2 separate regions of the Homo sapiens genome follow, and region 1 is linked to region 2. Evidence: chromatin contacts called from ENCODE Hi-C or POLR2A ChIA-PET data. All regions are on one chromosome and are shown on one strand. Each heading gives the region's core, a stretch centred on a gene start or an enhancer-like site at or near the end of the contact. The rest is flanking DNA. Distances are from core to core; before and after follow the strand shown. Region 1 holds the start of C3orf33 (chromosome 3 open reading frame 33). Region 2 overlaps KCNAB1 (potassium voltage-gated channel subfamily A regulatory beta subunit 1).

Region 1 (3,587 bases), core at 118-2,617, 340 kb before region 2:
ATCTCCAAATTTGCACATCTCCATGTACGTGTCCAAAAAGTTCTCTAGATTTTCCCCAATAAATCATTTATTCCAACTCCTTCTCCTTATCAGCAACTATTACCAGCCTCCTTGGACCTCTTTCTTTGTACCTCACACCCAAACAATTCATATCACCACAATTCTGTGTCTTAGCCACAACCCTCTCTTGCCTGGTGGCCTAACATGTCCCTCTCTTGCTTCAACTCCAGAGGCTTAGTGCTTCACTTAAAAAAAAAAAAAAAAAAAAAGGCAGGGCACCAGTGGCTGATGCCTACAATCCCAGTGCTTTGGGAGGCCGAGGCGGGCAGATCTCTTGAGACCAGGAGTTCAAGGCCAGCCTGGGCAACACAGGAAGACCTTGCCTCTACAAACAAAAAACAAATTAGCCTGGTGTGGTGACAAGTGCCTGTAGCCCTAGCTACTCGGGAGCCTGAGGTGGGAGGATTGCTTAAGCCCAGGAAGTGGAGACTGCAACGAGACATAATGGTGCCACTGCACTCCAGGCGTGACAGAGGGAGACCCTGTCTCAAAAAAAAGAAATCTATTCGGGAGGCTGAGGTGGGAGATCACTTGAGGCCAGGAGTTGGAGGACAGCCTGGACAACATAGCAAGACTCCCAGTCTCTAACTCTAAAAGAAAGTAGTCGATGGGGTAGCGCACGCAACCTGTGGTTCCAGCTACTCGGGAGGCTGAAGTGGGAGGATCTTTTCGGCCGAAGTGGGTGGAGCAGCAGCAGTGAGCTATGATCGTGCCACTGCACTCCAGCTTGGGCCAGAGAGGAATACCGTGTCCCTAAAAAATAAAATTAAAAATAAATAAAAATTAGAAATGCTCTCTCCCAAGGCGTACAGGACTTCCCTGCTCTTCCTCGGTCTCCTCTCTGGGCCCTCCCCAAATGCTCTAATGGACCAGGTGGCATCCCCGAGCTGGGCTGCGTCTCACCCTTTGAGGTGCCCCCTACAGCCCAGCAAGGATCCAGAACAGTCCTTGTAATAATGAGGCCGAACTGGCCCCCTGGCCCGCCCCCGGCCCTCTGCAGCCCCGCACACACGACACTCGCGATGTCGCCCTCTCGAGCTCATTCCCCCGCAGTTTTCTGTCGCTCCCCGGCCCCGGCGGGATCCACGCCTGAGGCCTCACGTTGTTCTCAGGGTCGCTCTGTGCCGCCCCGCGCCCACCACCCGCCCAGACTGCGTGGCCCCAGTACCCGGACTAGGCGCAGGTGGTCGTCTGCCCACTGCGAGATCCGAGCCACGACGTTGGGCTCCATTCCGTCCTTGTCGGCAGACGGCGAGCCGGTGGCCGCGGGCTGCCCCGCCATGTTCCCGGCCTCCTGCGAGCGGCCCTGAGCTCCTCCGGCTGGCGGCAGGGGGCGCCGCTCACCTCGGGAAGGCGGCGGGGTCCCCTTCCCCGCGGACCGGGGTGGCCCCGCGACCTGCAGTCGCCAGTGGGCGGGCCCCAGATATCAGACGTCTTAACAGTGCCCCAACCGCTTTTATGCAGGGTGATTCCACGATGCAGGAGATCTCTGAGCAGCACTGTGGGGGCTGAAGCATTCCCTATCAAGCTAGTAGGATGATTGTCAGCTGGTGACTTCAATTCACTCAGCTGCAACGTGGTTTTCGCAGGTGCCACACAAGGAAGGAAATTGAAGTAATTCATTCCTTCCACCTGCTCCCAAGGAACAGCATATGCATATTTTTTAACCAAATACGACCTGTCCTTGAAACCTATGCATATTTCTTATATTCAAATTGTGCTTTAAAGTTTTAAGAGCTGCTCTGAAAGCCTAATATCACATGCTCTAAATCTTTGAGCTGTTAGAAAACAGTAGTTAATACATTTTAAATAAAACAAAAATTAGATACAGAGCAGTGCAAATAATATGGTAACATTTATGTAATAAAAATATATATTGAGGCCGGGTGTGGTGGCTCCTGCCTGTAATACCAACACTTTGGGAGGCCGAGGCGGGCGGATTACTTGAGGTCAGGGGTTCGAGACCAGCCTGGCCCACATGGCGAAATTCCGTCTCTACTGAAAATACAAAAATTAGCTGAACCTGGTGGTATGCGCCTATAATCCCAGCTACTCAAGAGGCTGAGGCAGGAGAATCGCTTGAACCTGGGAAGCGGAGGTTGCAGTGAGCCAAGATCGTGCCACTACACTCCAGCCTGGGTAACAGAGCAAGACTCCATCTAAAAAAATAAATAAATACTAAATACTATACAAGAAACTAGTAACAGTGACTACCCCGGGAAACGGAAGGTAGGAAAGGGCAAGAGGTTTCACAATCTGCCACCTCTAATAAACATTTTTCAGTGATAGAAATGTCCTGTAGCTTCATGTGGGTATTGCCTGCATGAAATGTGGCTACTGAAATCAAGGAACTGAATTTTTAACTTTATTAATTTTAATTAATTTAGTCACATATGGCTAGTGGCTATTATATTGGAGAGTGCAATTATACTACTGGAGTTTTTTTTTTTTTTTTACTTTATGCAAATATTACCTTTAAAAGTCAAAACAGACTATGTTGTATTCCTAACAATACATATTATGAGTGGTGGCTTCAAGGAGTGTATTGTCTCTGTGTTATAGCCAATAGAAAGTAAATAACAGCCGGGCGTGGTGGCTTACGCCTGTAATCCCAGCACTTTGGGAGGCTGAGGAGGTTGAATCATGAGATCAGGAGATCGAGACCATCCTGGCTAACACAGTGAAACCCCATCTCTACTAAAAATACAAAAAATTAGCCAGTCGTGGTGGCATGCGCCTGTAGTCCCAGCTACTCAGGAGACTGAGGCAGAAGAATCGCTTGAACCCAGGAGGCAGAGGTTGCAGTGAACCAAGATCGCACCACTGCACTCCAGCCTGGGCCACAGAGCAAGACTCTTGTCTCAATAAAAAGAAAAGACAAGAAAGTAAGTAAATAAGAATCGTTGACACTTGGGTCTTGCTTGCTATGCGCCAGGTATTGTTCTAGGTGCTTCTCAGACATTAACTCCCTTCATCCTCCCAGCAACTCATGAGGTAGGCACTATTATTAATCCCAGTTTTACAGAGCAAGTATGCACAGAATGATTAAGGCAGTAGCTAAGGTCACCTAGCCAAGAAGTGATAAACTGGGATGTTGTGCAGGCATTCAACTCAGCCAGTTGGCTCACTCTGTGCAGTTAACCACAACACTGTCTCTTATACAGGCAATTGGCCAAATCACAAAAATACCTACAAATTTCCATCAAGGGTGGAACACAAATGATATTGGGGAAAATCCATCTACAAAGATACATATTAATCCATAATCACTATTTCAAATAAAAATATCTCTGTGTTACTAGATTTAAAATAAATTTAGTTAATAAAAGGAAAGGAAGTGTGGATTTCTTAGGCAATCATTTGCCTAACATTACTCCTTTTGGTTTTCCAATGTCCCATACCTCTTCTCTCCTATCTGCTAGCATTTTCAGTGTCCTAGTTGAAGACAGGTTAGTCCATTCTGCCTACTTTCCATCCCAAAGTCTTTCTTAATATTTCAGATGTCAGCCACCTGGACATCTCTAAGT
Region 2 (3,483 bases), core at 160-2,659:
CAAGCCTGACCTAAAATAAGAGAAAACAGGAAGGAAGCTTCCAGGCTAGATCAACAGAAAAGCTCGAGTATCCGAGCATGGTACATTACTACGGACTATCATAGAAGCAGGAGGGATGGAATTGAAAAAAAGGGGAAGGAAAACTAGAGAGAAACCTCACTTAGCTACCAGCTTTTCTCAGAGATGTCAGGGCAGAGAATTTGAAGGCATAAATGAGAGTTTTCATTGATCATTAAACAAAGACTCCAGAGATAAGTAGGAACAATTTTTCACCTGAACCCCTCTCTGTGGGTTCTGTCACAGTGCAAACATGATGTTCTAGCAGAAGGATTTAAAGACAAGCTCTTCCCTCCCTCCTCTCATCCCCTGCTTCCTTATCTACAAAATGAAGCTGAAAAACCCTACTTCAAAGGGTAACGCCATCCTCTCAAAGAGGCATATAGTGGATACCCAGGAAAGACTATCCCTCTTGCCCTTTCTCCTTTTCATAGTATTACAGGGTTGACATATGTGGAAGTTGAAAATTACATTTGTTCCTAAATTGCACTTACTTTCATCCTCCCAGGACCCTCCAAACCCCACCAAAAACACCCTTTCATCATGTGTTCTTGTGACCTGCCCTTTTCATGAGACACTTGGCACACTCAGACCTGCTTGAAAAGTATTAATAGCTAGAGCTGTGACTGTGAAAATCAATAGCCTAGAAAAATGCTACTCATGCAGGGGGTTGTATTAAAAAATGTCCACATGATTTATTTTAGATGACCTAATTTGGTAAGTCTCTGGGCCTGTGCTTATTTGCTGTGAGCTCTCTAGCTGTTTTTCTCCTTGCATCAATATTTCTGGAGGAAAGTAGATGACACCAAGATGGCTCAGGCTCAGGACGTATGTGATTACTTGAAACCTGAATAGGCTGCTGGTGAAGGGCTGTGGAGGCGTAGTGAAAGGGGCTTATTCAAAACAAACAGAACGTGTTATTTCCTATTGAATGGAATAGAAATTCTAAAATAAGTATGTTTTCAAAGTGTCAGTTTAGATAGAAAATGCTTAGAATTTAAGCAAGAGTGAGAGACGAGTGCTGCTTGGGTTTGAAATATTGTTGAGAGGGGCAGATATTCAATCTGTTTTGAAATTTCCACTTGGGGTTTTCCAGGATAAAAGTTGCTTTGTTTATGCAGCATGACGAAAATACTGGAAATTCAGGGCTTGAGAACAATACTGGGTTACAGGGATCCGTGCTTTCTTATATACAAGTTGTTGACAGCGGTTTCGTCTGAAAAAAAGTGAGCATTTTGAAATCTGATTTTCATGACCGAGGAGTAACTGTAGGCCAAAGATGTTTTCACCCAAGAGAAAAACAATTCCTGAATTTCCCTGCAGTGCCTTTGAGTGCCACTGGGATGTGCTATTTCATAAAGAAAAGGAAGCTCTTCTGTTGCCTGAAACGCTGCTAGCAGAAAACTTTATTCAGACAGTCCTAGACTCGAACTTAAATTTGAATCTATGTATTTACCTTGATTATGACAATGGGAAATTTTATATAGTGAGAAAAAAATTAAAAAGGTAAGACCAGCATATTCCTAAGGTTCTGAGAAGCCTAGATTCCATGGCAAGCCTATGTTATTATAACCTAACCCAGTTAGATATTTTATAGAGCAAATTTTCTATGTCTGGGAGTTTTCTAGCGTAGGGGGTTCTGAGCTACACCACAGACCTCTGGGCATGGCTGGTGAAGAAAGGAAAAGTAGACATCTCATCCCCTACCATCTTTCAGAGAATATTCTGTTGGTGTCAGCCCCACCTCAGGTGCAGGCACCTTGTTACACAGTTAAGATGGAGCAGACTGGAACGTGTGTGCTATCTGGACTGCACGGGAGAAGGCCATATCAAAGCCTGTCAATGCTCTCAGAACCATGGTCTTGTGGGCCTGGCTCATCACCAAGTTAGGAGATGGCCCTCCTCTGTACCCACTGTTTGTTTTCACATATCACGTGTCACCTCTCCACACTTAGAGCGAGTGCCTCCCATCCAGTGATTCCTCTTCCTCTCCTTATCTAGTTACCAACTAATTCTCCCTAAGTTTTAAAATATAGATGCTTTTTAATAGAGTGTCTGCAAAATATATCATCCAAAGAAATGAATCCCTAATGATGGGAGTACAGGTTATTTTTAGACAAACTGTCTAGTACTTAAGGCCAGAACTATTTTAAAATTTTTATCTGAAAATAATTTCAAACATAAGGAAAAGTTGCTAAAATAATATAAAGAACACATCTGGGCTATTTATTCCTTAACATATTGTTAACATTTTGCCCCATTTGCTTTAACTTTTGTTCATGCTCTCACATGCTCACTCCTTACAACCCACCTCTCCATTTATTTTTCCAAGCTTTTTAAAACTAAGTTGCACACATCATGGCTTTTTAGTCCTCAGTATCTCTTAATAGTTATGATATTTTCTTATCCCCAATACAATTAACAACTTTGGTAAAATTTACATAAATATGATATTTTAATCTACCATTGTATTCTAATTTTGTCAGCTGACACAATAATGCTCTTTGTGGCATTTTTTTACTCCAGTTGTACAGGATCAGTATTGGATGGCAATATTTTGTTGTCATATCTTTTAGGTCTCCTTCAATCTGGAACAGTTCAGGAGAAATTAATTTTAGTATAGGAAGGAGGTCAAAGGAAAGACTATGACTAATTGCAAGTCCGCCTTGGGTTGGGAGGTGGCGCTGTGGTGCCACACAATTGTTATGCCTGCAGGAAGGTCTCCTGGATATTGTTACCGTGTCCCTGACAACGACTGTGTCTCCCACAGCTACCCAGCGAGGGTTACCACGTTTTCTTCTGGAACTTTAGGCCCAAAGCTGAGGGATCTCATAGGCCTGCTGACCTTATTAGCCTACATAAATCCGGTCCCCTGTGTCCCTGTGCTCAGCACATCCCCTGAGGGTGGGTGTTAGTGGTAGGTGTGTTAAAAGGGAGTCACCAGGCGTTAAGAGGGGTAAGGCCCTCTGAGCACTGATGGACCACAGACACGGTTACCTCAGGATTGTCTAGCCCCTAAGTCAGGTGCCCATAAATGAGCTGGGTTAGGAAACCATCCCAAGAGGCTGAAGTGGCAGCCGAAGGAGAGGCCTGATACCAGCTGGATTCAGAGTGACGGGAGTATGGATTCTGGCCTTAGCTTCTGGTGAACCCACTGTGGGAGGGGTGGGAGCTTTCAGAAAGATGCAGGTTCTCAATGGGCTAGATGGAACATTTTTAGACAATGGATTTTGACCCAATTGTCTTCTGTCATTTTCTCCTTCATGATATTCCTCTTAATTTGCTAAGGCAGATGAGATAGAAGCTCTGACAATTGTAGAGTGTGGGTGTAAAATGTGCAGCTCATTAAGTATCCAAGCTCTCCGTTTAGCATTTGAAGGGTTTGTAACAGGTCAGTGATTCACCCTGCTTTTGGAATTTTACGGC

Evidence for each region. A loop is a pair of places that touch in the nucleus more often than their neighbours do. ChIA-PET counts read pairs that join two places held with the same protein, here RNA polymerase II (POLR2A). Pooled maps may share reads with other maps.
Region 1: a loop to region 2 is called in a map of naive thymus-derived CD4-positive, alpha-beta T cell, with 14 times the contacts of the local background. The contact joins the promoter of C3orf33 here to the enhancer-like site in region 2. A Hi-C loop is called at or near these places in 2 of 168 maps with a recorded cell type or tissue (IMR-90 and naive thymus-derived CD4-positive, alpha-beta T cell) and 14 of 50 pooled maps. POLR2A ChIA-PET finds 5 or more read pairs at or near these places in 1 of 52 experiments (T-cell).

The regions. Positions count from the first base shown.
Region 1 is chr3:155,804,911-155,808,497 of GRCh38, forward strand. C3orf33 (chromosome 3 open reading frame 33) reads right to left here and starts at 1,368. Exons shown (of 5, transcript NM_001308229.2): 1 at 1,229-1,368. The coding sequence starts at 1,342. RefSeq lists a silencer at 1,303-1,652.
Region 2 is chr3:156,149,267-156,152,749 of GRCh38, forward strand. The region is part of intron 1 of KCNAB1 (potassium voltage-gated channel subfamily A regulatory beta subunit 1); the gene reads left to right. Among named protein-coding and RNA genes, the nearest start is that of KCNAB1, 30 kb to the left of the region's middle. Within about 2 kb of position 1,410, at least 8 of the 41 ENCODE cell types and tissues checked have a DNase peak (open chromatin) inside an H3K27ac peak, as active enhancers do.